2 separate regions of the Mus musculus genome follow, and region 2 is linked to region 1. Evidence: chromatin loops called from intact Hi-C (ENCODE). Cell type or tissue: gastrocnemius. All regions are shown on one strand. Each heading gives the region's core, and the rest is flanking DNA. Links, peaks and the distances in the headings are about the cores only.

Evidence for each region. A loop is a pair of places that touch in the nucleus more often than their neighbours do. Peaks named below come from ENCODE experiments on the same cell type or tissue, not always from the same donor. Only the 100,000 strongest peaks of a DNase experiment are listed, where the experiment ranks them.
Region 2: it touches region 1 in a loop (2.8-fold over the local background); 3 of 42 quality-filtered maps call a loop at or near these places.

What each region holds. Positions count from the first base shown.
Region 1 is chr2:4,309,239-4,324,747 of GRCm38, reverse strand. The region is part of intron 1 of Frmd4a (FERM domain containing 4A); the gene reads right to left. Among named protein-coding and RNA genes, the nearest start is that of Gm23691, 64 kb to the left of the region's middle. In gastrocnemius, for the core only: a CTCF peak has its summit at 7,960 (motif pointing left); a DNase peak (open chromatin) is centred at 7,962; H3K27ac peaks cover 485 bases.
Region 2 is chr2:4,857,446-4,872,954 of GRCm38, reverse strand. No RefSeq gene overlaps it. Among named protein-coding and RNA genes, the nearest start is that of Sephs1, 16 kb to the left of the region's middle. In gastrocnemius, for the core only: a CTCF peak has its summit at 8,223 (motif pointing right); a DNase peak (open chromatin) is centred at 8,248.

The sequences.
Region 1 (15,509 bases), core at 4,663-12,662:
TTATTTAGACTTTCTGACCATAGATGATGTGATCTGTTTGAAGTCCACAGCTAGCTGAGGATGTAGGCTGTGGACAGAGATTCAGAAAGGAAGAACTAATACCTAAACCACAGAAAGACCCAACAAAGATAGAGAACTTCAGACCAATTTCTCTTATGAATATCGATGCAAAAATCCTCAATAAAATTCTCGCTAACCGAATCCAAGAACACATTAAAGCAATCATCCATCCTGACCAAGTAGGTTTTATTCCAGGGATGCAGGGATGGTTTAATATACGAAAATCCATCAATGTAATCCATTATATAAACAAACTCAAAGACAAAAACCACATGATCATCTCGTTAGATGCAGAAAAAGCATTTGACAAGATCCAACACCCATTCATGATAAAAGTTTTGGAAAGATCAGGAATTCAAGGCCCATACCTAAACATGATAAAAGCAATCTACAGCAAACCAGTAGCCAACATCAAAGTAAATGGAGAGAAGCTAGAAGCAATCCCACTAAAATCAGGGACTAGACAAGGCTGCCCACTTTCTCCCTACCTTTTCAACATAGTACTTGAAGTATTAGCCAGAGCAATTCGACAACAAAAGGAGATCAAGGGGATACAAATTGGAAAAGAGGAAGTCAAAATATCACTTTTTGCAGATGATATGATAGTATATATAAGTGACCCTAAAAATTCTACCAGAGAACTCCTAAACCTGATAAACAGCTTCGGTGAAGTAGCTGGATATAAAATAAACTCAAACAAGTCAATGGCCTTTCTCTATACAAAGAATAAACAGGCTGAGAAAGAAATTAGGGAAACAACACCCTTCTCAATAGTCACAAATAATATAAAATATCTTGGCGTGACTCTAACTAAGGAGGTGAAAGATCTGTATGATAAAAACTTCAAATCTCTGAAGAAAGAAATTAAGGAAGATCTCAGAAGATGGAAAGATCTCCCATGCTCATGGATTGGCAGGATCAACATTGTAAAAATGGCTATCTTGCCAAAAGCAATCTACAGATTCAATGCAATCCCCATCAAAATTCCAACTCAATTCTTCAACGAATTGGAAGGAGCAATTTGCAAATTTGTCTGGAATAACAAAAAACCTAGGATAGCAAAAAGTCTTCTCAAGGATAAAAGAACTTCTGGCGGAATCACCATGCCAGACCTAAAGCTTTACTACAGAGCAATTGTGATAAAAACTGCATGGTACTGGTATAGAGACAGACAAGTAGACCAATGGAATAGAATTGAAGACCCAGAAATGAACCCACACACCTATGGTCACTTGATCTTCGACAAGGGAGCTAAAACCATCCAGTGGAAGAAAGACAGCATTTTCAACAATTGGTGCTGGCACAACTGGTTATTATCGTGTAGAAGAATGCAAATCGATCCATACTTATCTCCTTGTACTAAGGTCAAATCTAAGTGGATCAAGGAACTTCACATAAAACCAGAGACACTGAAACTTATAGAGGAGAAAGTGGGGAAAAGCCTTGAAGATATGGGCACAGGGGAAAAATTCCTGAACAGAACAGCAATGGCTTGTGCTGTAAGATCGAGAATTGACAAATGGGACCTAATGAAACTCCAAAGTTTCTGCAAGGCAAAAGACACCGTCAATAAGACAAAAAGACCACCAACAGATTGGGAAAGGATCTTTACCTATCCTAAATCAGATAGGGGACTAATATCCAACATATATAAAGAACTCAAGAAGGTGGACTTCAGAAAATCAAATAACCCCATTAAAAAATGGGGCTCAGAACTGAACAAAGAATTCTCACCTGAGGAATACCGAATGGCAGAGAAGCACCTGAAAAAATGTTCAACATCCTTAATCATCAGGGAAATGCAAATCAAAACAACCCTGAGATTCCACCTCACACCAGTCAGAATGGCTAAGATCAAAAATTCAGGTGACAGCAGATGCTGGCGTGGATGTGGAGAAAGAGGAACACTCCTCCATTGTTGGTGGGAGTGCAGGCTTGTACAACCACTCTGGAAATCAGTCTGGAGGTTCCTCAGAAAATTGGACATAGTACTACCGGAGGATCCAGCAATACCTCTCCTGGGCATATATCCAGAAGATGCCCCAACTGGTAAGAAGGACACATGCTCCACTATGTTCATAGCAGCCTTATTTATAATAGCCAGAAGCTGGAAAGAACCTAGATGCCCCTCAACAGAGGAATGGATACAGAAAATGTGGTACATCTACACAATGGAGTACTACTCAGCTATTAAAAAGAATGAATTTATGAAATTCCTAGCCAAATGGATGGACCTGGAGGGCATCATCCTGAGTGAGGTAACACATTCACAAAGAAACTCACACAATATGTACTCACTGATAAGTGGATATTAGCCCCAAACCTAGGATACCCAAGATATAAGATATAATTTGCTAAACACATGAAACTCAAGAAGAATGAAGACTGAAGTGTGGACACTATGCCCTTCCTTAGATTTGGGAACAAAACACCCATGGAAGGAGTTACAGAGACAAAGTTTAGAGCTGAGATGAAAGGATGGACCATGTAGAGACTGCTATATCCAGGGATCCACCCCATAATCAGCACCCAAACGCTGACACCATTGCATACACTAGCAAGATTTTATTGAAAGGACCCAGATGTAGCTGTCTCTTGTGAGACTATGCCGGGGCCTAGCAAACACAGAAGTGGATGCTCACAGTCAGCTAATGGATGGATCATAGGGCTCCCAATGGAGGAGCTAGAGAAAGTAGCCAAGGAGCTAAAGGGATCTGCAACCCTATAGGTGGAACAACATTATGAACTAACCAGTACCCCGGAGCTCTTGACTCTAGCTGCATATATATCAAAAGATGGCCTAGTCGGCCATCACTGGAAAGAGAGGCCCATTGGACTTGCAAACTTTATATGCCCCAGCACAGGGGAACACCAGGGCCAAAAAGGGGGAGTGGGTGGGCAGGGGAGTGGGGGTGGGTGGATATGGGGGACTTTTGGTATAGCATTGGAAATGTAAATGAGCTAAATACCTAATAAAAAATGGGAAAAAAAAAAAAAAAGAAAGGAAGAACTAGTTACCTTGGGGCTGGATTGCTAGACAAATGGGAGACATTGGGGCAGTGGCACAGACGTTTATGATTCAAAGGTCAAGGTTAATGAGTTCAAAGTAGTTGATCAAAGTATTTTGAACAATGAATCTGGAAGAAAAGAAAGTAGAACCAACAGAAAGCACACTAAAATTGCACACAGTGGGTCATGGTGGTGTACACTAATAAACAAACCAGAAGAGGATGAGAGGGGACCACCATGGTTTGGGGACCAGACTGGAATCCACCTTTCAGGGACAGGAAGATCTCTCTGTTTGTAAAGTATATTCCTTGCAAGCAGGATGACTTGGGTTTGATCTTCAGAGCCCACACCAAGACACATGTGAGATACATGCTGATAATCCTAGTACCAGGGAGGAAGGATGAAAAGAGCCAATGAGAGGCCCTATCTCCAAATTAAAGGTGGATGACACTTGAGGCACACCAGCAGAGGTTGTTCTCTGGCTTCCACATGAACACACACACACACACACACACACACACACACACACACACACACACACACAGACGTGGGGGAATACAAGACTTAAAGGAGCGTCAAACAGGTCAGACTTTGATGTTTCTGCCTACACTAGGGGACTTCTCACTCACTGGATTAGTGTAGGGGTCAAGTTCCTAGTGTGACACCTAGGACCTGTGGGTGGAAGTAGGTGAGAGGGAAGTAAGGCCCTGCCTCCTGCCTCTACCTTTTATTGGTCATCTGGAACTTCCTCTTTCTGCACCTCTCCCATGTCTTGCCAATGTCTGACACAGGACACAGGGATTCTATAAGTGAAACATTTACTTAATCTAAGGCCTGACATATCCCTGAATTCCCAAGAGGTCTTTTCCCTTCACTTGGGGTAAATAAATCAAAGATCATCTTCCCTGAAACTGAGGCAACTCTGCCATTGGGGAAACGATCAGATATGTAAGAATAAAAAGAGACGGAATGGTCTTCAATTCACAAGAAAATGTCACTACTTCTGCTCAGTCACTCCACGAGAGCATGTGGTCATCTATACGAACAGCAGTACATTCAGCCTTGCTTGATTAGCTGTAAAACATACAGAAGATTGATGTGTTTTCCTTTAAAAAATGTCTTTGTGTGGAGCAATTGGATTCAAAGTTCCACAGAAGCAGAAAGGAATTGGACAGGATGTCAGCTATTTTCCCTAAAGGAAGTACCACAGGCAACAGTTTCTGATTTGGAGACTGCTGGGGTACTTAAGAACTAAGTACCGTCAGCAAATGTCTCTTAATAAGGCAGAATCAGTGCCTCACTGTCCCATAGCTAGAACTGCACTTCTCATAAATTAGCCACTGGTGATAGACAGGTCTAAAGAAGTCTTAGGACTGGCCATTCTGTTCACTGTGACGGAGGCCATGTTCCTGTGGGCTGGTTCTGCTCAAGGTCAAGTTGGATGGTCAAGACAGCACATCCCAGCAGCCTACAACAGTTTTTAGAGTTAGATGTTACAGGCTGCTTCAGGCTGTAGCTCCATCAAAATAACTTTAAACACAGGTGGGCTTCAGGGAGTAGAGATGAGCGGTCTAGAGTAGACAAGGGACAGAGTCTGTGGCTCCAGCAGACTGCACCATGTTGAAGAGCAGGAAGCACACCAAAGCCCATTGACTTGACCCAGATGTAGGAAAGAAACTACGAGTTATCCAAAGCCACGAGGGTTTCCAGCATACCTTAAGGCAGTGACTTCAAAGCTGTAGAGTCGGCTATTGTTGCCTGCTCAAGTCAGCCGAGCATGATCTGCCTTTCCCATGGCCTCTTGGTGGATGGCTCTAGCTGTGCATCAGAACCACCTAGAAGCTTTCTACTTGAACCCATCCCTGGGGATTCTGACGTTACTGTCATGGGGAAGGACTCGGGATTCCTTATAGGCACCTTAGGGTTTCTATTATAGAGCTGAGGAAGAGAATCACTGTCCAATAGATCTCAAGGTCACTGTATGTTACATGAGTTCCTCTCACTCATGGTGTTGAAGTTTTCTGCCAGCCATGGGGACACTCAGAGTTGCCTGGAAACTGCTAAAACGACTCTGAACTTTCTCATATGTGACTCAATAGATTCTTGCTAGGATTCTAGAGTTCTTGTTTCTTTTCTACTTGTGTGTATGAATGTATGTTCATGTGTGTGCAGGTGCATATTAAAGTGTGTGTGTAGGCCAGAGGAAAAAAAAAAACCTCAAGATTTGTCCTTCAGGAAATACCCCAGGGGCTGTTCACCTTGTCTTTTGTGATAGTCTCTTACTGGCCTGAAGCTATGCAAGTAGGCTAAGCTGGCTGGCCCATGAGCCCTAGGGATCTGGCTGCTACCATCTAACCATTGATAAGATTATAGGAGTATACCACCATGCTTAGCTGATTTTACATAGGCTCTGGGAGCCAAACTCAGGTCCTCATGTTTGCAGGACAAATCTTTACCAACTGAACTATTCAACAATTCCTCCTTTGTTTGTTTGTTTTTATTTGAGACAGGATCTCATGTAGCCCAGGCCGACCTCAAAATCTATATGTAACTGAAGATGAACTTGGATTATATGTATATACCACCATGACTAAATCATGCAAGGATAGGCAGAGCCTGCAGCTCCACGAATGCTAAATGAGCACTCAACATCCTCAGCCCTAAAGGCTCCTCCTCCTCCTCCTCCTCCTCCTCCTCCTCCTCCTCCTCCTCCTCCTCCTCCTCCTCCTCCTCCTCCTCCTCTTCTTCTTCTTCTTCTTCTTCTTCTTCTTCTTCTTCTTCTTCTTCTTCTTCTTCTTCTTCTTCTTCTTCTTCCTCTTCCTTCTTCTTCTTTTTTTCGAGACAGGGTTTCTCTGTGTAGCCCTGGCTGTCCTGGAACTCATTTTGTGGACCAGGCTGGCTTCAAACTCACAGATACCTGCCTCTCTCCTAGGTGCTGGAACTAAAGGCATGTGCCAGCACACCTGGCTTATTTGTGTTACATTCCTGCCTTTACAGTCGTCACTCACTTTTTTTGGGGGTTTTTCGAGACAGGGTTTCTCTGTGTAGCCCTGGCTGTCCTGGAACTCACTTTGTAGACCAGGCTGGCCTCGAACTCAGAAATCTGCCTGTCTCTGCCTCCCAAGTGCTGAGATTAAAGGCATGTGCCACCACCGCCCGGCTAAAGTGGCTTCTTAATGATATCATATTCTGGTCTATAGGATGCTCAACATTAGCAATGAAGCCATAAAAGGACAGTGAGTGAGTCATTCTCTCCTTTGTCCACATGGACTGGAGGACTCCAGGCCAGAACACTGAGATGAACATTTCAACTGTTTTGGCAGGAGTGATTCATCCATGGGTCACAGACTCATCTATCCCTTGACTCTTGTCCCTGACCACAAGGAAACCACAGCCTTATACACCCAGTTCTTTATCTCTGAGCTCAAAGAACACAAATGTTGCTGATCAGGGGACCCGACTTCCTGTCATTAAGGAGGACATCCTACCACTTAACAGCAAGATCCTAAGCCAAGCCAAAAGCCTGATGATTTGGGCGTTTGATTCCCACCTACAATTAACTAGGTCACAGCTGTAAGGAAAGAGGAAAAAAGAATTACACCCTAAAGCAAGAGGACTTACTGTCATCTGTGACTGCAAAACAAACACTTAGGGCTTCCCTTCCCCTCCTCTCCATGCAACAAAAACAAGTATATTGGGGACAGGATAAAAAAATGATATGGAAAGACTATGGAAATGTCTCAGAGGGTAAGAGTGCTTGCCGTGTATGCATAAGGACCTGCGTTCAGACAAATTCCCAGCACACGCATAGAAGCGGGGATCTGAGTGTCTCCAATTGAGAGTTGGAGGACAGAGACCACGAAATCTCAGCCAGCCATGAATCCAGCCAGCTCAGTTGAAATGGAGAGCTTCAGTCTCAGGGAGAGACCATCTTAGGGAATAAAGGGGAGCCTCACAAAGCAGAACAACCAATGTCCATCTGAATTCTGTGCACATGCTAAGACGTGTACACACACACAGAGGCACACATGCACATTCACACATACACACAAGCATACAAGCACGCATGCATGCACGCAGTTAGGAGCTAACGTGACAGCTTGCTAATGTGTAGTCTCAAGCCTACTTATTTGGTATTTGTTCAATATACAGAGGAGATGAATATATGCAAGCACAGTCTGCTTCTAATCTGTGTTGAGGACTTCTGTAAGATTAGACAGAATCTGGAAAGATCCACGATTGCTTTTGAAAATTCCGGAGTTTTCTGGGCTTTAGATGGTTTAGGTCTGTATGGTTCCCTCCTACTTTGGCTCATAGGAATGTCTCCTAGACCTTGGTGGGCACTAGAGAGGGAGGGAACACTCTTAAGTGTCCACAGTATCCAAGGAAGTAATGCATTTCAGAAAGGGCCACCTCAGTGTGCTGAGTCCCTTCTGGTTACCTATGACCACCAACCAGCATCGTGGATTTTATTTGTCATGGGGTGAGTTACACAGTTGCTACTGATCTCATCCTGAATGGTCATATAAGCTAGTCATAGTAAAGATAATTATTGATAGTTGATGGAGAGAGAGAGAGAGAGAGAGAGAGAGAGAAAGAGAGAGAGAGAGAGAGAACAATGATTTATGTGTGATATTTGAGACCTTGACCACTTTAAAGCATCGTCTGTAATCCCCAGCCTACTTGGGAACCTGTGAGAAATCTGTGTTTGACAAGATCCCAAGTGACTCCTTCATACATAGAAAACACTGCTTACCATAGCAGCCTAGGGTAATGACTTTCAGAAACTTTGCTTTTAGCTATGACAATCTCTGCCCCCACCCCCAAGTAACTTTAGTAGAGATAGATCTCACAAGCACAGGGGGCAGGGGTCTGAGTCTTTTCTGCCCCCTAGTGGCATATCCATCTCCACCAGTTCTTCCAGTACTCTGCTGCTCTGGGGGTGTTACGGGCCCCATAGGTCCTTCCTCCTTCATCTCCCCTCTCTCCCTCTGCTCTGGGGGTGTTACGGGCCCCATAGGCCCTTCCTCCTTCATCTCCCCTCTCTCCCTCCTTCCCTCCACTCCTCCCTCCCTCCCTTCCCTTGAGTCATGCAGGTGATAGAACACATGGACTCAAGCATGCTAGACAAACGTTCTATCAGTGACCCACACCTCAGCATCAAAATTAGATTTGCATCCCCAGTAATAAATAAATATGTGAACACACAAATACCTAAGTAAATAGGGCCAACCAATCAGACATATGAAACAAAGAGTTCAAGTTCAGATTCCAGGAACAGATATGGGGGGATGGGTAAGAAAACAAACAGGGAAGGAAGGCCCTTAATATATAGAAAATATAAAATAAAGAGACCGAGAAATGGAAGTGGCCCCACAGTGAATATCATAGAGAGAACACAGGACAGCAGTTATGTTACATTGGGGTTTTAGCTCGACAACCACGAGATACATGAAAACATCCATGTTTATCATAAATTAAACTCTATGCATGTGTATATGTTGCTGGGACTGAACGAACACAGGGCCTCATGCACACGACGCAAGTGCTCAGCCACTGAGCCACCTCCCCAGCCCTCTGTCTGCCTTTTAAATGTGGAGGCAGACTCTCACTAAGTTGCCCAGGCTAGCCTTGCACTGATTCTAACCCAGGTGATCCTCCTGCCTCAGCCTCTAGAGTAGACGGGACTGTAGGCCTACATCTTTAGGCTGCATTGCCACTGTAATTTGAAGATCTGCTTACTCTTGCGGTCCACTCCTCTATGAAGGATACTTTCTCAGTAGCTTCAGCATCAAGGGACATTCCAGTGTCAACTCACCCCAGATCCCTTCTGGGGAGCTCTCTGGATTCAGATTGTCTGGACTTGAACTCGAGGCTGGCCCATGTAACCCTGGAAAATTACCCTTCATAATTTTCTTTGTGCATGAATTTACTGCTGGCCATGTTCTTGAAGGCATGAGACAGAATCAGTCTGAAGGTATATGGGTCAGAAGGAGGTGAGGGAGACAGGGACACAGTGAGTGACAAGCCATTGGGGTGGTATTGTACCTACTCTAAGGGGACACCCTTACTGTGCTTCCCAGATGCCCAGTGACGGAATCTTCCTTCTTACTCGCCCCCAGGGGCCAAGTCTGGGGAGTGCATGAGAGAAGCAGAAGAGGAAATGTATAACTCAATATTTGGTCCTTGATTCTGGTTCATGCAGTGAGGCCCTTCCAGTGGAAGTCAGGAAGTTTGCTCTGTGTCCATCCCTGGCCAGTGTCTTGGCCACATGATAATCATCAGGGAGCCCTGTCTTGCTTCCTGCACTTTCTGCAGGAAGTGCAAATATGGGGACTGGGTATCGGGATAGCTAGGCATGGTAGACACATGCCAGGACAGTGACAACTCACATCTCCAGGTCTGGGGCTCTCAGACACTGCCAGGTGATAGCATCACCTCTCAGGTCTGTGTTGTTTCTCCTGTCTGAGTAACCCTGATTGTGGTGGAAGCATCTTAGCCTTCTGCATTTTGTCCCTACCTCCCCGCTCCCCAACCCCCACCTCACGAAAACTAAGATAATATACTAGGTTCCAGTAATGGGTGGTTCTTGGACATTAAGCCAAGGTGTGTATCTGGAGGGGTGTAAAGCCAATGGTTCCCTGCTCCTCTGGAAGAGATACTGAGGTGGGTTCTCTGGTGGTGAAGGGGCAAGCACGTCTAATGGAACGAGCAGCTTCCCCCGAAAGCACTACTGTACACAGCAACCTTCCTACTCTGTAAACGCAGCTTTCTATTGGTTCTTGGCCCTAGCTCACACTCCGAGGCAGCAAGCTTTGCCCAGGGAAGTGATTTTTGTGCATAATATGCTGAGAGACGCATTGTGACAATGTGCCACTGTTCCAATGGGGACCCCACCTACAGCGTAATCTCTGTGCTTCCCTTGAGAACCCCTTCATTTCAGGGTATGCTGAGACTCCAAGTCCCTCAATTATACAATGGGGTGAGGCACAATGGCTTTGTACTGTCAGGGCTTAACATTTCAAACGAATTCATGCCATCCTGGGAAGAAGAAGTACTGCCTTGTTCAGGCTGTGGTATTCCCATGTCTCAGCTTACCCTGGGGCATTTCAACACACCTGCTGAGACAATTCCTTCTGCCAAAAAAAGGAAGTTGTAGAGTGGTAGATTTTGTTCTACCTGGCCCCCCTCCCCCCGCCGACTCTGCCCTCAATGATCTGTGTTTTCATTGTGCCAACGTGCCCAATAGAAACAACACACAGGGAGAAGCAAAAGCACTATGATTCCACACAGCATAGAGGGAGTAGCAATTAAATGCATGTAGCTATGTCTACAAACCCAAGAGTTAAACAGGAAGAAAGGATCGTGTAAGGCAGAGGGACAAGCGAGTTGAATGTATGACTTAAGTGTGAAAAGGCATTCCGGTGCTGAGGTCTCAATTAAGCCTCCGATTTTCTGTCAGCAAAGGTAAAAATAATAAGCACACAGAGTTACATCCTTATTATTATTTTCTAAAAAGATGGAGTATGAGAGGGAACAGAAAATGATACAAAGAACATTACCTTTAGTGGTCAACTGGAAAGATTTCAGGGGTGTGTGTGTGTGTGTGTGTGTGTGTGTGTGTGTGTGTGTATGTAAGTGAGTATGTGTGTGTGAGTGAGTGTGTGTGTGCGCATACATGTGTATGTACAATGTGTAGAATCCAGAGTGTTATTCCTCGGGAACTGTATATTGTGGTGGTTTGTGTGTGTGTCTGTGTTGTGACAGGGTCTCTCACTGGGCCCTGGAGCCTACTGATTAGGCTACACTGTTTGGCCGGGGAGTCCCAGGGATCTGGGTGTCTGCCTCCCCCATTCTGTGATGATGAGGGCCTTCCATGCGTGTTGGGATCAACCCTAGCTCCTCATGCTTACTTTCCGACTGAGTTGTCTTCCCAGCCCCCTTCCTGCTGGCTTTCTGAGCAGGGCATATCTTACTTAGCTACCTGCTTCCTTCCCTTAGCTCAGGCTATTCCAGAGTTCCTGCAGTCCTCCCAGTAGCTCACATGGACTCTCCAGACTGCCCTCCTCCTCTAACCCTGAACCTGCTCCTTTCCCTCAGTTCCTGATTGTCACCTGCGTGCCTTAGTCTCAGGTTTTTCAGCAGCAGCTACAAGATTCATGGCTTAGTCTGTCTGTGAGGTTTGCTTGAGAGATCAGGGCCTTTGCTTGTGGTCTGTCAACGGCGTCCACCCACACCCAGGATTTGTTGTTCCACATCTTCAAAAGGGCATTACCTATCAGCCCCCAATAAAAATAAATTAAATCTTAATGCAAAAAAAAATTCAGCAGGGAACTGAGAAAATATAGCCCAGACATTTATTGTATAATTTCCCAAGGATCCAGTGTAAAGTCATTAGGATAATGAATGGCTGACACTGTCCTTGATGGGCTTCTCTCAGGTATCAGATGTCCCCAGCAAGCTATGAGGTCTACTGCTGGAAGGTGGTCAATTCCCAGTTGCTTTATCTGGGACCAGGCAGAAGTGTGGATGTACTGAGATTAAAATTAAAGGGATCAGCCTCAGTCCTGGGTATGAGTCTGACAAACAGGGGCAGAGATTCAATGGGCCACTGAGCAGCCTGGCTTGTCCTCGTACTCAGTGAGAACATCATTCCTCTTTGACACCGTGGTAAGATGAAGAGTTCTGGTAGTTACAGCCAATGCTGTCATCAGCCAAAGGAGGTGTTAATAGTCCTTGCTCAAGGACTTGGCTGATCCCAAGAATTCCACTGCATCTAGCAGGAACCAGATGACGTAGAAAGAAGTTTCTGTTTGGTTGCTGTCGTCAACTACCTGGACCATTAACAATGTCAGCTTGGTTGTGGCCAGCCTCTGGGGTTGTGGCACCCTGTATACTTCTGGCTTGTACATCTAAGCTACACCACTGCTAGGTGGTGGGGTGATCATTTTATTGGATGGAATGATTGTAATAGCCTCCTCTCTGAGACAGTGGAGGAACCCCTGCCCCAAACAAAAGAAGGATGTGGCTGGTGGTACCCAGGCAGTAATGGTGTGTTCATGTTCAGCTGCTTGAGTGTTCATCCTCTTGATGGTTCAAATGCTATGCTCTCTGCAGCCTTTCCACTCCCTGTCGCTGAAGGACATGATTCCATTTATGTAAATGTATTTTAAAATTTGCATTGGACTTGTCAAAAGAATTTTGATACAGTTAATATTATTCCAACTTAGCAGTAAGATGATATGATTCCAGTGGAAGACCCAAAATACTATTTGCAAACTGCTTTATTTGCACTGAGATCTCTCCTTTATAATGAGTGCCAAAAGTGGGAGGAAGGAGGAGTGCACAGACACCGAGGGTGAGTTGGTATTGCTTTTCTTGTGCAGAAAGTGGGCATCTTATGAGCCATGGCTATGCTTTACTGCAATAGAAGATGGTACATATCAGATCTTTCTTTTGCTTTCATTCTCCTGCATATATGCATACACTGTTCACAAATACAAGAAAATTAGTCCTGGAGATGTAGCTAAGGAGTAGAGCCTTAGCTATAGCATATGCAAGTACTAGCCTTGCCTAGTATATGCAAAGCCCCAGATTCCATCCCCAAGACTAGGAAAAAAGAAAAAAGAAAAGGGAAATTAAAAAAAGGAGTCACCTTAAATGCATTAGGCATGGTGGTATATATTTATAATCCCAGAACTGAGTTGGCTGAGGTGTGAGTGGTTATGCCACCATGTACTGAATGAGTTCCAGACCAGCCTAGACCAGTTTAAAGTCCTGCCTTTTAAAAAGTGTAGCAGAACTAGGCTGGTGAAATGGCCTAGTGGTTAAGAGCACTGGCTGCTCTTCAAGATGACCTAAGTCCAAGTCCCAGAACCCACATGGTGGTCAGAACCGCCTGCAACTCCAGTTCTGGGGGATGTGGATGTTGTGGGCCCTGTACACACATGGTACACAGATATACACAGGAGTAAAACACCATGCACATAAAATGTAAAACTGTGCAGGAGCCAAGGACACGGATTAGCTAGCAAATTCCTTGCCATGCAAACTCGAGGTCCTGAGTTTGGATCCCAAATAAAAAGCCAGGTGTGGTGGTGTGTATTGCTAGTCCCAGGCAGCACTGTGGAGGCAGAGAAAGCAGTCTTAGCACTTACAAGCCAGACAGTGTGGCCTAATAGGTGAACTGTAAGTTCTGTGAGAGAGACCTTGTCTCAAAAGAGTAAGGTGGGAGCCATCAAGGAAGACACCTGATTTTGACCTCTAACCTCCACATGCACACACATGTATCCACATGCACATGTGCAGAGACCCATACAAACATGCACACACACCACTCCCATAAACACACTCATTTTTGGAAAAGCACACAAGATTTCTTTTTGAAAAGCTTAAAAATAGGAAGACAGGATCAGTATCCCTGTGACAAAGTTGGAAGGCAGCTGCCTCGATCGCTGTATGGTTCTTCCTTACTACTCTACACCACAGCAACAGATGCTTGATTCTGTAATGCCTGTGTAGGGTCCGATTTTACAGAATGAGTGACACAAACAGAGGCCATCCCCGAGAAAGAAGATGAAATACTGGGCCTCGTGGATACAATTCAAGGTGAAATAAACTTGTTAACAGCCCATTCAGATGAGTGGGTCTCACAGAGCTTTCTTATCCTTCAAGGTCCTTTGTGAAGAAAATTAACTATGTTTTTCTTACGTATCCTGCCACCATGTGATGAAAAGAAAAAGGATGCTTTGGGGAAATGGTGGCCCAATACGGGATAAGGAGGAATACAGAGTACAAGTAGAGAGATGGCAATGGAAATAAAGGATGAGGTTGGGAGATGGCCCAATAGGTAAAGTGTTTGCATTGTAAGCACAGAGACCTGAGTTCAGATCTCCAGTACCCAGTAGTACAACATCTAAATCATAGCATATTGGGTCAGTAGTCAGTCAGAACCAAGTACTCCTATGTAGATGAACCTGTCCCTGCAAGGCAGCAGTGTGAAACATATGGGAGCTCTTGTGACTCAGCTAGACTTAGACCCAGGGTGTGCAATGGATGTGCAATGGGTACATAATGGAGTGTGCAATGAGTATACACAAGTATGCAACAGGTGTGCAATGGGTGTGCAGTGGGTACACAATGAGTATGCAATGGGTGTGCAACGAGTGTGCAATGGTCCAATTCACAAGTCCCAGCTCAAGTTGGGGTGGGACTCCCATCACTGTCTGACTTTAAAAACTTACCTTTAACTGACTTGAACTTGAGGTGCCATAAAGAAAAATTTAAGAGAGCTTGAGGGGAGGGGAACTATGTGTGCTGTAATAGAGACCTTCACCATCCCCAAGAGGAAACTTCTTATGAGTGAGATCTGTATATGGAACATTGGCCATGCCTTTCCCTCAGATCACTGGGTAGAGAAGAGGAAGATTTTCCTCTACAAGGTCCATAAAGGTCTAGCAGCACAGACTTTCATACTAAAGACCAGACTCTCCCCATACCCCATTTGGTTCACATCCATTTTCCTTTATAGAGTATGTCTAAATGCCCAAATTCAGAGTTCAAACTAGGACTCACTCATTTTGGACATTATATCAGTGGTTTGGCTGTAAATTATACTTTCTAAATATATTATGGGATTCAGCTGGGTTTTGAAGCCCTGACACAATGATTATGTCGCAGCATTTTAAAAACTATTTTCTCATAGGCAAACCCAAAACCAAACAGAAGGCTAGATATCAAGGATACTAAGCCATGAGGGAGGGATGGTGGCTTGACACCGGTGACCAACACAGGATGCTCAAATCTTCCTCCATCTTTTCTTTGACTATATTTTGAAAGCAACACAGAGGATGGTGAATAAGCTTGGATACCTGGTTTAAGGTGTGTGTGGGGGGTACTGTTTAAAATTGATCTCTGTCAGCTGGGGATACAGCTCAGATGAAAAACTGCTTGCTGCACAAGCATGAAGACTTCTGCTCAAGTTCTCTAGAACCCAACTTAAAAAGAAAAACAAAAGCAGTAACAAGTTTACTCACAGCACTGGGGAGGAAAACACATGAGAATCTCTGGAGTTGCTGCCCAGCCAGTCTAGCTGAATCAATGAGCAGTAGGTTCAGTGAGATAACCTATCTCTAAAAATAAGGTTGAGAGTCATTGAGGAAGACACCTGATATTGACCTCTGGCCTCTACACACATGGACAGGTGCCTGTACATTGACTATATATGTTATATGTATATGTATATGTATATGTATATGTATATGTATATGTATATATATAATCCCTTCAAATAAGAATATCATCCATTGTGACGTGCTTCTGTGGTGCCATAGGGAAAAGATGCTTCACCATCTTAATTGTTATAACTTGATCCCTTTAGACTCCACCATGGTCTCTAGTTACTCTGTTTAGGATTGCCCTTAGGGAAAGTGAAGCTTGTC
Region 2 (15,509 bases), core at 5,050-13,049, 550 kb before region 1:
AGTGCTGTTTCCTTCCAGGACAGCGAGGTTTCGCACCCTACAGGAAGTCTGTAGTACTGTTTCCTTCCAGGACAGCGAGGTTTCCACCTCCTTGCTTGGCAGGGCAATCCAAGTGACAGATGAGTGGTTCTGTGCATGAGCCTTCAGATGCCTTTCCACCTGCAGAGTATGCGATTCACGTATGGGATGGGTGTGGCCTGACTCTTGGTGGTGATGTCTTAGCTCAAGGCCTGGCTTATTGATGCTATCTTTCTGAATTTTTCTTGACTATATCCACTCGTGTTCTTGTCCACAGATTTGCCTTACTCCATACTTGCTGTGCCCCAACATAACTTGCTGTATTTCCTAACACAAGTCTTTGCCTCCACCCTACATCCCATGCAGTGTTACTTAGGCTAGGCACAGCTTGGAGAATGCTGCACCGCCTCCTGAATGGAAACAAGAACTTCACTTGTGCACCCAACACGTTAATAAAGGGTGAGTGGACTGTGTTTATGCTCTGGGCAAGATGCTGAGACCCTCAGGGCTGATGAAATTCCCTGGGAGAGCCCATGTGTTTGCACATCCCCCAACTTAAGGCCATTGATACCTTACATCAAAGCTCATTGCACAGTCGCCCCAAGCATCAGAGACTCTTATTCTTATCCTAGAAATGCAGATGACAAACACCAGAATTTATGGAAGTCTCTTGAAAGAGAACTGTTAGTGTCTCTTCCTATTTTGATCTTTAATTAAATTGATTTAGCCTCTCTCTCTCTCTCTCTCTCTCTCTCTCTGTGTGTGTGTGTGTGTGTGTGTGTATGTGTGTGTGTAGTATGTGTATTGTGTGATACAACTTTTCCTGGGAGAGACAAAACACATCTGTCTTCCCATCTCAGATAAGGGAACCATGGCAGACCAAAGTGCAGATACCACCAAATTCCAACTTGGTGAACCAATAAGTTTTATTGGGTCAAAGACAACTGCCTCACCAAAGCCCACTCCAGGATGGGTGACAGGTCATATAAACTGGGAAACCTAGATCACACTGCCCAGCTATAGATAGCTAAACAGGTTGGAAGGTGTCCTTCCAGGTGCCTTAGTTGGTCGAAATCTACTCTTGGCAGTTCTGAGAGTCTGTGCAGGTGGGCTCTGCATACCCTGGAAGGGAGGGACCTAATGAATCTGGTCAGTTTCCTGAAGCTGCTTTTGTGTTGTTTACTTCCCTTCTTAAGGAGCACCCCTGCAGGACGGAACGTGATCACAAAAAAAAAAAAAAAAAAAAAAAAATGTCCAAAACAAGATACAGGGAAAAATATTCTCTCAGATTATAACTGAAAAAGTATTCAAGGAGTTAATATTATCATCCAAGAAAATGTTTATATGCCTTTGATGTAAAACGTAGGCTTGTCTACATTATACAATCATTCCAGGCATATAAAATGGTCCTTACAACTGAGGTGTGAATTCAGAGGCGTGTTTTGTAGATGAGACAAGGAGTGTCGGTAAAGAGCTTCAGTGGCGGTTGGGAAGGTTGAGATAGTGTCTTCAGTTGATGGACTCTTGGTGAGAACCCACACCATCCCCTGGAGATTGTTTTTTTCTGACTGCTTGATGGTTGGGCTTGGAGGACTTCTGATCTATGCACTGAGAAATCACTTGCTCTTCCTTTCCTATGCTGGGTGTGAACAATTTATTTAGACTTAGAACAGCAGTGTGTATGTATGGTGTACATACATATGTATCTCATGTACATGAGTGCGTGCGCGCGCGCATGTGTGTGTGTGTGTGTGTGTGTGTGTGTGTGTCCAGGAGGTGCCATGCTCATGTACAATTGCCAAAGGAGGCTCTTGAGAGTTGTCATTTGGTACTCTGTCTCATCCCTTTAAGACAGGGTATCTCACTGAACTGGGAACTTGGCTTACACACAATCAAGCCCACCACTCTTCCTGTCTCTACAGTGACAGGGTTGCAGGTGCCACAGTGACAGGGTTGCAGGTGCCTAAGAAGCCATGCTTTTCTGAGGGTGCTGGGGATCTCAACTTAAGCCCTTATCCTCACACAGCAAGTGCCCTTCCCCACTGAGCCATTTCCTCTGTCTCTTATTTAGTTTTATGATATCGGGTTTCATGTAGAGCAGGCTGGTTTTGAACTCACTATGCAGCTGAGGCTGACCTTGAGCTTTTGATCTTCCTGCCTCTGCCTCTGCCTCTGCCTCTGGTGTGCTGGCCTTACAGGTGTGCACCAACGTGCTTGTGTGAACTTTAATTTTAAAACTGGAAAATGCTAACACTGGTGCATTTATTACTTATCAGATGAATGGATAAAGAAAAGTGGCCTTCAGACACACAGTGAAATCTTATGCACATTGCACCCCAGCTGAGAGTCCAGTGATGGCATCTGCTTCAAGATGGAGAGAATGAAGGTTGTTGAGTGAAGTAAGGCAGGCACAGAAAGACAAGTGCTGTTTGTGCTTACTCATCTAAAGTCTAACACACGGATCCCACAGGAGAGAGGAGGACACGGATCCCACAGGAGAGAGGAGGATCCGATTCCAAAGGCGAGGAGAAGCTGAATGGCAAACAGGAAGGTAGAGTTAGGTGGGAAGACTAGCTTCTAGAGTTCTCTACCACACTGTGCTGTGAGGCACAATGATTTACTATGTATCTCAAAGCAAGGCGTAAACCTTGCAAGTTCCCAGCACAAAGAAATACTAATTACCCAATTTGGTGGTTACACAATGAATACATGTATCTAGTCAGCATCTATCCACCATAAATGTACGTAATTATGTGTCAGCACAGGTAAAACAGTACAGGCAAATGTATACATGTAAGAAGGCGATGCTCTTTGTGTGGATGCTCCTGAACTCTCTAATGCTAGTGCTAGTTTCTGGGAGATTAGAAACTTCAGAAGAGAAGTTTGTCTTTATGCTTTTAAAAGTGGAGCTATGACCTAAGGGAAGGAGACGTGGGCCTGTCCTTTTTTCCATTCCCCTTCTTTTTTCCTCTCCTTTCTTCTCTTCCTTCCTTCTTTCCTGCTTCTTCCTTCCTCCCTTTTCCTCCCTCCCTCACTCCTTTCCTTCTTTCCTCTTTCTCCCTCTTCTCCTTCACACTACAACAGAGAAACGTCTCTCCTTTCAAGCCGTGCTATGTTGCTTAGCTTAGCCTCAAACTCAATATCCACCTGCCCTGGCCTCTTGCTTTTTGGGACCAGAAATGCATGTCACCGTGCCTCATTAAAGAAAATATGAAAAGCCCAAACCAGAAAGGGAAATATTAATAATTTTAACAATACTAGTAAAGCTTCTGCCTGATAAAAAAGATATTCAATCCACATGAAAAGACAAGCCACAGACTCTGTGGGTGCGTGTGCTTTCGCTCTGCTGTGGAAGAGTCAATCAGCAGAGAAACGTTCTCCAGAATATATGTGAGAAACTCTACAAAGAAAAAAAAAAAGACTTGGAAACGAATAGTGAAAATATAAGTAGGGAGTAACAGAAGAGGACAACTGAATGGATTGCATGATGAGAAGATTTTCACTGGGCAGTGGTGGCACACGCCTGTAATCCTAGCACTTGGGAGGCAGAGGCAGGTGGATTTCTGAGTTCGAGGCCAGCCTGGTCTACAGAGTGAGTTCCAGGACAGCCAGGGCTACACAGAGAAACCCTGTCTCAAAAAAACCAAAACCCAAAAACCAAAAAAAAAAAAAAAAAACAAAAAAAACAAAAAAAGAAGATTTTCAATCTTATCATAATCCAGAAGAATTCAAATTAAAATAAGATGCCTATTTTACATTTAGCACATTGGCAACTATTGAAAGCTTAGTGAGATTCATTATCTATCTCTCAGTTTCTATCTATCTATCTATCTATCTATCTATCTATCTATCTATCTATCATCTATCTATCATCTAGCTGTCCATTTTTCTATCATTCTGTCTGTCTGTCTGTCTGTCTAGCAATGGTGAGCCTGCCTAGGCCAGAGGACAACTTGCAGGAGTCTGTCCTCTCCTTCCACCATCTGGGTTCCAGTGGCTGAATTCAGGTCATCAGGTTTAGGGACAAGTTCCATTGCCAGCTGGATAATCTGCTGGCCCCCAAATAGAGTGAGGTCTGGTTTCCAGGAAGGGGATCCTGGCCTCTTGGCGCCTCTCTCTCCCTCTCTCTCTCTCCTTCTCTCTCTCCCTCTCTCTCTCAGATGTTCTCTTAGTTTTTGGCTTATACATGTGTATATGAGTGTGTAGCCTGTGTGTACCAGGCCTGTACCTTCAGAGGCCTGAAGAAGATACTGGGTGTCCATTTCTGTCACTGACCCTGGAGCTATGCTGGCAAGAGCTTGGAGTTCTCTCATTGGAGATTACTTCCCCTCGATGTGCAGTCGAACTCACTCTGTATACCTCGATGCTGTCTGGGAAACAGCAAGCTGTCCATAGCCTCACCCAGGAGCAGCTTTGCTGGGTGGATGCACACACAAAAGAGTGTGTAATATACATAAGAATTAGAAATAAAATCCCATCAAGAAGGGTTCTGCCTAGAATCTGCACTTAGGAGGCTGAGACAGGCCTCGTCTCAAAAGAGAAAAAGGGAAAAGAAAGGAAGAAAGAAGGAAGGAACACAGAGAAATGGAGTATGGGGGGTTCGCTATCGCTGGCCTCTTACGCAAGGAAGGGCAAGGCTTCTGGGCTGCGAGATATGGATTCTTCCCTGGGGCCTTCAGAAAGGAGCTGCCTACGTTTTGATTTTAACTCTGTCTCTGTCACATGGTATCTGCTACTATTGTGTATGTGTGTGTGTGCCACGTAGATGCGTATATGTGTACAGGTGCGCATGCAGGAGGTCAGAGGTTAATCTCTGCCATCATTCCTCAGGGACTGACCCTCTTGTTTGTGACATGTGGTTTTTCACTGGTGGACTTTGTTGGCAACTGTACTGACTAGCCAGTGAGCCCCAGGGACCCACCTGTTTTCACCCTCCCTGTGCTGGGCTACTTACTGGTTCTTAGTTTCTGTTGTTGTTTTTAATGTGGGTTCTGGGGCTTGAACTCGGGTCCTCATGTGAAGCAAGTCCTTCATGGGCTGAGCTGTCATCTCCCTAAGGCTTCTCGTACAGTGTTTCTGAGCAAGTTTTACCTAGATATTCTTTGGAGGACTTTTTGTGTTGGATGCTAGATACTATTGTAAATAAAACTGTCCGGGACTTTTGATGTCTTCTTTCTCTCCTCATAAAAAGCTACCTGGAACAATCAATCGCCTTAAGGGTGATTACATGGGGTTTTTGTTTCCACCCCTGTTTGCTTGGTCTGGTTGCTTTAGCCATCGTTACGGGAGCACAGTGAGCAAAGCTGTCTAACTCACGTCATCTGGGAATGAGAGACGGAGAGTGGAAAGAGAAGAGGAGAAGAGAAAAGGAGAAGGTAGGGAGAGTGGGGGAGGGGTTGCAGGGTCTTCTTTGAGGACACTCCGGGTATGTTACAGTCAGACCCATCTCCTAATGTTCCACTCCCATCCACTGGAGCCACATACTGGGAACTAAGTCTTTAGCATTTGTACTTAACTATCCAAACTATACTAGCCTTAGCCTTATGGTACATTCTCCTGCCCCGACATTAAAAGGCCAGTCCCTTGACAGACAGTACCTACCTTTAATCCCAGCACTTGGGAAGCAGAGGCAGGAGGATCTCTATGAGTTCAAGGCTATCCTGGTTTACCAAGCAAGTTCCAGAACACCCTGTCTCAAAAAAACCAAAAACCAAAACCAACCAACCAACCAACCAAACAAACAAACAAAAGCCAGTCCTTAAACTGTCTATATCTGGTCCTCAGCCCTGGAATTTGGTGGGGAAGCACATTTGGGGTCCTACTGAACCTTGTCTGTTGACTGACACTGGAGGGGGAGCCATCAGTGCTGTGGTGTTTTGGGGTACAGTCAAGGGATCAGTGCTGGGGGTGCTTTGGGGTACAGCCAGGAGATCTCTGTTCTTATGTGAGGCTACCTCCTCCCGCACCCAACTCAAGGAGCTGAGTATCCCACCAAAGGTTGCTGCAGAGGTCACAAATGAAATTCTCTTTAGATTTTTATATGTGGCTCTTTCAGCAGGGCCATAGGGATAGCCCTAGCTGTGGTATTAGTTGCCCTGTGGTGTTCGGAGCTCCAGTTTGGATGGGATCTGGTTGTTTCTTCTTGGAAGCCCAGGTCTCTTTGGCAGCCTTTGTGGGCACTCCTCAAGCTGTCTGCCCTGGGCAGCATTTTATATAACACCCAGTGACCAGCCTTTCTCAGAGGTACTTAGCATCCAAGGCAAAGTGGGATACAGCCCAATTCCTAAAGTGTGTGGGGAGGTGTGAGATGTTCTGGATTGTTAAAAAAGTTCAGAATCTCTGCTTAAGCAAAACAACTATTTAGTGTTTGTGGTGTGTCTTTGTGTGTGCTCACATGCGGGTATGTGCATGTTGTATGTATGCGCATTCATGGGGAGGCCAGAGCACAGCCTTGAGAGTCACCCTTACAGATGGCCTCCTCCTCCTCCTTTGAGGCAGGGTCTCTCCCGGGCCTGGGGCTCACTAATTGGGTTCGATGGGTTGTCCATCCATCAAGCTGCAGAGATCTGTCTATTTCTGTTCCGGGTGCTGGGCTTCCTAGTATGCGCCACCAAGACTATCAGTTCCTTTTCCCATTAAATCCAGAAGCAAGTTTATTTGTGCCATAATCTTTTTATTATCATTATTTTTATTCATTCATTTTACATCCCACTCACTGCCAATCCTTCTGGTCACCCCATCTCACAATCCTTCTCCCATCCCTCCTTCGCTTCTCCTCTGAGAGGGTGGAGGCCCCCAATGCCCATCATTTTCATGTGGGTTTGAGGACCAAATCCATACCTTATAGGTGTGCAGAGCATGCAATTTATTGTGCTCTCTCTCCAGTTTCCTTAGCTTGGCTTTTAAAGTCCCTGAAGACATGGCTTCTCTCTCTGCCCTCCCCGTGATTATATAAGGTTCAGGAAAAGCAGAGTGTCTCCTGGCTCACAGGGGATGTGCTTGCCTGTGTCTGAGGCTTATGGGTTATTATTCTATCTTATTTTTTGTTCGTTTGTCTGGGACAGCAACCCAGCACCACAGCTCTACTGCCCCATCCACGTGTATCGCTCTCTCACTTATCGCTTTAAATTAGCCTCAGACACCAGAAGCCACTGCAGAGCCTGGCCAACTTCTGGAAACTGCCATCTATCTGTCTCCCTCTGTCATGTATCCCAGCTGTTTATCTAGGTCCTTGTAGGCTGTGGACCTCTTATGCAAGCATCTTAATCAAGATGATCCCTTTAATAACACACAGCATATTTTCTAATGTGAGGCTATAAAAATGCATTGTTCAGAATGCGGAGGATGTGGTGTTTTGTCCTCGGGTGGCCGGAATGAGTGAAGCATGAAGCTATATCCAGGATGACAGCAGCTGTCACAGTCTAGACTTGGTGTGGTCTGGAGACAGTTCTGTTAGTGAGGCAGTGCAGGGAGGAAGCTGGATCGCGTTCACAGAAAGCAGCAGCCCCGGAGGATGGATAATCTCATAAACGGTCAGCATGAAAGGACAGTGTGGACACCGGGCACTCTTCCTTCCCCAGGGCACATGAGTGGGGTTACAGGATCTATATAAGAAGGAAGGGCATGGTGGGCAGAGTTTGAAATCCCAGTACTGGCATGGATGCCTGGGCCTCACTGGACAGCCAGCCTACAGAACCTGGCAGGCTCTGGGTGAGAGTGAGAGAGTCTGTCTCAAAAAAAAATTAGGTGGACAGTGTGGAACAACACCTGAAGATGACTTCTGGGCTCTACATGCAGGCACACACACATGACAGCACACACACATACATCTATCTACACCCATACCTGCAAGACACGGGGGCAACAGTGAAGTTATAAACAACACTAAGAGTTCGAGGAGTGGTGCCCTGGCCAAGGGTCATCACTACTGCAAGGTTACTTCAGAGGTGACTTGACGTGTTCATACGCTGCAGAGAACTAAGGCAGTCACCGCCTTTCAGGGTCTCCTACAGATAACATCCCGTGGAATTTGAGACTTGGTTGTTATACGCGTTTGCTTGTCATTTGTGACACTTGGAGGGGTGATTTTCGCTCTGGGGACTGCTGATGTATTTCAAAGAGATTTACCTGCTTCTCCTTAGAGAGAGTCTTTGTATTATTTATTAATCAAGCTGAGCTCTGAATTACAATTTTCCTTCCAGTGTGTTTGGCGCAATTCTCACTTTGGCCAGCAGATGGCAGGATAACACAGTGTACTGAGTTAGGATTTGCCTGGAAGGTTGGAGCAGTAGCTCCTCAGTTCTGTGCACTCTCCCCCCAGCCCCCGCCCCCATAAACTGCAATTGTGTGTGTGTGTGTGTGTGTGTGTGGTGTACATGAGTGTGTGTGTGTCTGTGTGTGTGTGTGTCTGTGTGGTGTGTACATGAGTGTGTGTGTGTGTCTGTGTGTGTGTGTGTGTATCTGAGTATGTGTTTGTGTGGTGTGTGTGTGTGTCTGAGTGTGTGTGTGTTTCTGTGTGTCTGTGTGGTGTGTACGTGAGTGTGTCTGTGTGTCTGTGTGGTGTGTACATGAGTGTGTTTCTGTGTGTCTGTGAGTGTGTATGTATGTCTGAGTATGTGTTTGTGTGGTGTGTGTGTGTGTCTGAGTGTGTGTGTATGTGTGGTGTTAAAACCTGAACACCTTCAAGACATCAAACATAGAGGGTGTCCAGGCATTGCTGTTGGAAGCCGTGGCTGGCTGCATGCAGTGCCATTGGGTGGCTGCGCTCTGACTTGGCCTTGACCGTGAAATCTGAAAAGCTCAGCACTTTTTCTGAGCTGGTCTTGTTCCCATTCTTGTCGAGAGAAAGCCTAGTATGTGGACACACAGAAGAGATAAAATCACAAGCTAGGAAGGCATGCCTTGTGGAATGCCAGATACAGAGAAACACATGGAAAAGAAATACGGCAAACTTCACGCTGGTACAGAAACACAGAAGAGCAAGGGTTTCTGGGAAATTCTGATTTGTTTACAGTACTGAAGATTGAACCTAGGGCCTCAAGCATGCTGGTCTATATTCCCAGTCCTCTTTCAAATTGTGTAGTCTAGCCTCAGACTCATTCTGTAGCCCAAGCAGGCCTTGAACTTGGACCTTACCCACCCTAGCCTCTAGAGTACCCAGGTCATAGACCTGCGCAGCAGGCTCAGCTTGTGTGTCTGTATTATGATCTTACTACTCTAAAATGAAAGACTTGTATGATACTGTTAGCATACTGTTGCCGTTATTTGGTGCAATCACCATCTATTTCTATCTGCTGAAGAGGAATGTGCTGTTTGATGGCTTTGCCAATCTCTCCACATTCCAGGAAAAAAAAAATCCCAGCATTCTAAGGAAGCATGGCAGCCTCTCCCTTACACTTCGTGACCTGTGCGTCATCTGTGCACCAAAGCGTTGGAGTGGAGGTGGTAGAACCGACGCACTGAGCTCTTTGGTTGATATGAAATGTGTGCCTGGCACAGAGCGGACACCGGAACACAGTGACTATTTGGTGTCTGATTGGTGGTTAGATGGGTGGCCCTAACTATGACTTTAGGTAGTAGAGCAGGTACCTTCCAAATCTCAGAGTCTACAGTTCTACAGGACGCAGGGGGATGATCACATATGCTGTTCTTTGGCGTTGTTGAGTTGCTGTACTGAGCCCCTGGATGGAAAATGCTTCTGCGGGTCTTGAGTGCGCTCTTTTGCAGCGTCAGTGACTAAATCAAGGCCACAAACGCCAGGCAAGCGCTCTGCCATCGAACCCCTTCCTAGTCTCAAGGTCACGGTAGCCAAGGCTGGCCTCAAACTTCTGATCCCTCAAGGTCACGGTAGCCAAGGCTAGCCTCAAACTTCTGATCCCCCATCACTACTCCTATAGCAATTATAGGCATGTGCCATAGTCACTGTGCGGTTGCTGTAAAGGGATTCCATGACCGTGGAAATTCGTATAAAGGAAAGCATTAAACTAGGGCTGGCTTACACTCAGAGGTTTACTTTGTTATGTCATGGCAGGAAGCATAGCAGCATGTAGCTAAGATTTCTATATCCAGATCAGAGAGAGAGAGAGTGAGCGAGAGAGAGAGAGAGAGAGAGAGAGAGAGAGAGAGAGAGAGACTGGGCCTGGCTTGAGCATTTGAAACCCCAAAGCCCACCTCCATTGAGACACTTCTCCCAACAAGGTCACACCTCCCAATCCTTTTAAGTAGCCCCCTGTGACCAAGCATTCAAAGATAGGAGCTTATGGTTCAAACCACCACACCATGCAAGAGCAGGCTCAGTGCTGGGAATTGAACCCAGGGCTTCTTGCATGCTGGCTCCAGTCTACCAACTGAGCTACATCCCAAGTCTTGTAACCAAGTTAAAGTCAATGGAATAGCAAGCTACTTTGTTTCAGTAAATGTAATTTTTTCGGGGAAGGCCAAGTCTGAAACAGCTGACCTTCCCCACAGGAGACTTTGAGATTAAGAAGATGTAAACGCTGATGTTTTTGGAGCTCGTGAGGGGAAAAAAATAGATAACTAGAACGAGATATTATGACATCGTGGTCACATACACTTGTAAATCCTGTCATGTCTCCATTCAGGAGATTTATAATGTCCATAAGCACCTTACAAACTCAGCAACTTTGTTTAAAGAAAATCAAATCTCTAACTAAAGGAAACAGAATTAGAGCTACAGTTGCAACTTTCAATTGTCTGGTAGCCTTGTTGAAAAGACACAAATGATATTGAGTTTAACACTGTTTTATTTACACCCATAAATACTAAATAACGTCATTTCAACACGCAACCAAAAATGTAAGAGCTCATTAATATTTCTGAAACGTGGCTTTTACTCAGGGTTTGCTTTAGTTACTTTTCTATCGCTGGGAAGACACCATGATCAAGGCAACTTATGAGAGAAAGCATTTAACTGTTGGCTTGCCTACCGTAGTTTCAGAGGTGAGTCCATGACCACCGTGGCCCGAGCAAGGCGGCAGGCAGGGATGACGCTGGAGCAGTAGCTGAGAGCCCACATCTGATCCAATCACAGGAAGCAGAGGAAAGGGATAGATGGGCCTGGCATGGGACTTTGGAAACCTCAAAGTCCACCCCAGTGACACACCTCCTCCAACAAGGCCACACCTCCTCCAACAAGGCCGCACCTCCTCCAACAAGGCCACACCTCCTCCAACAAGGCCACACCTCCTAATCCTTTCTAAACAGTCCACCAACTGGGAAAATAAATTAAATAGATGAGGGGATAGGGGCCATTTTCATTCAAACCACCACAGAGTATGTCACAGTTAGGACTGACCACCTTTTAAGAATTTAGTAGCCACCTATCTAGTGGCTACTCTATTGGACATCGTGAGATCAGAGAATCCACAACCCCAGACCTAACCTAAAAAGTTACCCGAGAGTTGCATAGAAAATACTAGGAAGCATACTGTCCCTAAAGTGCAGTAAAATGGTTTATCTTACAAAATCCTGATTTTTAGATTTATTTGTTTTACTGTCTGTGTGTGACATGCCATGCCAGGTACCCTCAGGGGTCAGAAGAGAGCATTGGGTCCCCTGGAACTGGAGGGATGGATGGTTGTGAGCTGCTATGTAGGGTGCCGTGTCCCCTGCAAGAGCAACAAGTATCACACTCAGACACGGATCCAGCTCTCTTTAGTTTTAATTATGTATGTGTGTGTGTGTGTGTGTGTGTGTGTGTGTGTGTGTGTGTGGACAGGAGAGGGTGTCAGATCCCCCGGAGGCAGATGCAGAGATGGTTGTGAGTTGCCCAGTGTGGGTGTTGGGGACTGGACTGAACTTGGGCCCTTACAAGAGCAGTACACACTGTTAACAGCTGAGTCATCCCCCTGCACCCCCAACTCTGTCCCCCTTCTCGACTCAAGATGGTCAATTTTGGCAGGTGTGCTGGAGAGTTTTATAGCAACTGGACACTAGCTAAAGTCATCAGAGAGAGGAGAAAATGTTTCCATGAGATTGGCCTGTAGGCATTTTCTTAAGTAGGGACTGATGGGAGAGCTCAGCCCATGCATGGTGGGGGGTGCCACCCCTGGGCTGCCGGTCCTGGGTTCTATAAGAAAGCAGGCTGAGCAAGCCAGTAAACAGTACCCCCATGGACTCTGCATGAGCCCCCTGCCTCCAGGTTCCTGCCCTGTTTGGGTTCCTGTCCTGGCTTTCTGCGATGATGCACTGTGATGTGGAAATGTAAGCCAAATAAACCCTTTCCTCCACAACTTGCTTTCTGGGTATGTTCCATCACAGCAACAGTGACCCTGACTAAAACAACAGGCGATTTGATAGGACTGAGAAGTACAAAGGAGGTTCCTATGCCACCGCTGAGTGTCCTGCAACCAGAGCTGACTAGATCAGTAGGGTTCTGACTTAATCATTGTATATAGATTCAATTTAAAAAAAGGGTTATTTTATTTACATTTCAAATGTTGTCCCCCTTCCTGGTTTCCCTTCTGCACCCCCATCCCATCCCTCCTCCCCTTTGCCTCTAAGAAGGTGCTCCCCCACCCACCCACCCACTTCCGCCTTACCCCTCACCCCTCCAGCATAGATTCACATTTGGAATTTACTGTTGGGAAGTGGTGGCTCTGAGGATGGTAGATGTGACTAGGGAAAATGGGCGTGTGTCCTTTCAGGGACTGCTGTCCCCTGGCTCCTTCCTACTGCTGCCCCACCATGATGTGAGCTGCTCAGCCACGCCCTTTACACCAGGGCGGATGGAAACCTTTGCAACTGTGCAGAGGAAAGCTTTCTTCCCCTGAGCTGTTTGTCAGGTATTTGTCACAGTGACAATAAAACTAGCCAACACAGACAGAAGGTCAGAAGTGGGAGAGGGTGCCCTGGGCAAGGCTGATGTGACGGCAAGGTTAAGTTAGAATTCGATACCAAAAGTATACAAAGGTATAAAAAATGAGCTCAGTGGGCAGGAGAGAGGGGTGCGAGCATGAAGACCTGAGTGTGGATTTTAGAACCCCAGTGACACGTGGGTATGGTCCTGTGTGTCCTGCTAACCCCAATGTTGTTGGGGACAGAAAGGACACTGTGGTGCGGGCTGCTAGCCTATCTGAAATGCCAGCACCATTGATGGGAGGACACTGCCTCAAAAGGTATAAGGTGGAGAGTAATAGAGGAAGAGCGCCCTTCTGGTCTCCCCGCATTCCTCTCTCTCTCTCTCTCTCTCTCTCTCTCTCTCTCTCTCTCTCTCTCTCTCACATGCATGAATGCACACACACACGCAGCACTTTAAATGCATTAAGACATTTAAAAAGTGCCGTCTATTAAAGAAGAATTAGCTCCAAGTTAATGACCACTGCTATTAAAACGACTTCTCTGGGAGAGATATCAACAGTATCTGCCCCTCCTAAGCTCCCAGCAACAAACGGAGGCTCGGTTCCAGCACAGTTCACGCAGGGGAACCAGGAGTTTATCAGGGCTACGTACAGGGCAGTGGGTGAAGGGTTATGGGCAGGAACGTGGGTGGCCTTAAGGCAGAAACACTGGAAGGTCTCTACCCAGCATGGACGGCAGCTCTCATCCTGTACCCTTCACATACCACACAGCCTCTGGCCTCTCCACCAAGACCACGTTAATTAGGGCAGAATTGTATACAACTGGTTGGGAGGGTGGATACTCAGGTGAGGGTCCTCTGACCCTCCTTATGGAGGGGTGATGGAAGGCTCACAGCCTGAAGGCCCAGCTGAGATGATCTTTTACAAGGGTCAGCAGGATGACTGAGAATGGTGGCAGTTCTTTGGCTTAGAGTATAGTCCTGTACAATGGCACTTTATGAATTTCTCTCAGTCCTAGGCAGAGATGAGGACAGATACTTGTGGGGTGTCAGGAGGTGATAGCTGTATTATGTCCACCATTTGCTCTGGACTCCAGCTCTGCTATTGCTTCTGTGTCTGGAGGGCAAGGCAGGAGTATCCAGCCTTTTAGCCACATGAGTCCTGGAAGAGTTGTCCTTGGCCACACTTTAAATCCCAGGGCGAGCAACTGGCTGCCCGTGGATTCTGAGAGCTGACATTTCTATGACACTGGCCTGATGGACTCTCCTGGGCCACAGATGGCCTGAAGCCCGAGGGCCAGACACCTTTGCCAGCATGCTGAGCCTGACTTTAAATTGGTTTTGATGATAGTGTGTACGTGTGTATATGTGTGCACTCACATGGTATGCAATGCACTCATACATGTGTCTGCATATTAATATCCCCCTCCTCTGTGGAGGTCAGAGGATAACTGTGGGGGCGGCTCTCTCCTTTCACTGTGTGGGTTTTGAGGATTAAACTTAGCTGATCAGACTTGGTGGCAAGCGAACTCTACCCTCTGAGCCACCTCACCAGCCCTTGAACCCATCTTAAAAAGACCACAGATGATTTGTCTTACCCGTAACTGGAGACAATTTTAGGTCTTGGTGTCAGCCCAGTTTCTGGCATCCAGACACCCCACTGTGTCTACATCTGATCTCCATGCAGGGCCTGCCTCCAGGCTTCCCTACCCGTGTCTCATCGCTGGACTAGCTTTCCCCGCCCCTCCCCCAAGACTGCACATACAGATGTCATGCTCCGGGCGCACTTGAAACATTCTTTTCCTCCTGACTAGCTCTGACAGAATTCCTTACGCTTCTGTAAAATCGTTTTATAGCCCTGTGTATTAATCAATATGGTCCATCTGCAGTGCTGAGTCATTTTGCCTGAGCCAGAGGACGGTGCTCTCAGCCGGGCTGACTGTTGCCCTCCATTGGAGAGGATGAGGGACCATCAGTGAGCTCGGTGTTTCCAGAATGTCCAAGCTGCTGCCAAACTCACTCAAAAGTGTGTTTTCCTTGTCCCTGCCAAGAACTCCTCTTGACCCCAAATCTGCTAAGAATTTAAAAGTCAAATCTGCCTCTCAGACTCCTGACCCACCATCTCTTTTTGTTATGGTTTCAGTCAGGTGCAAAGACGCCCGGTCTAAGGCAGTAAATGTCCTGAGGGTGCTGCGAGAGCACGGAGTTCCCAGGTTACCTCTCCCAAGGCTGTCCATGCAACTCAGCAGCTACCCATCCGATGGCTGCTCTCGGAGGGCAGATGGGTTATATCATCATACACAGCAGCGCATAGCAGGCGTCTTCAGACTGCTGTATAGACCCAGTGGCCCAGTGGGAGCCACAAGCTTTCAGTCATCGTTTGGCCAGCATTTCTCTTATCTTTTCCTGTTTTTAGCTATAAGAAAAAAAAAATACATATGTATTTTGCTGGTTGACATTTTCCAAGTCCCTTGTCTGGTCTTTGGTGCTGCAGCAACTTTTAAGGCCGAAAATGATTGATGTCTTTTGTTGCTTTCTGCACAAAGAGAGTAGGTAGGCAGGGAAGGCGATTGGTGTGGGCCAAGTAGCCTCACCCCTCCTGTCTGGGACTGTCTGTACCTTGAACCTGGCTTCCTCTGACCTCTTGCTCTTCATTCTCAAGTCTGCTCTGGTT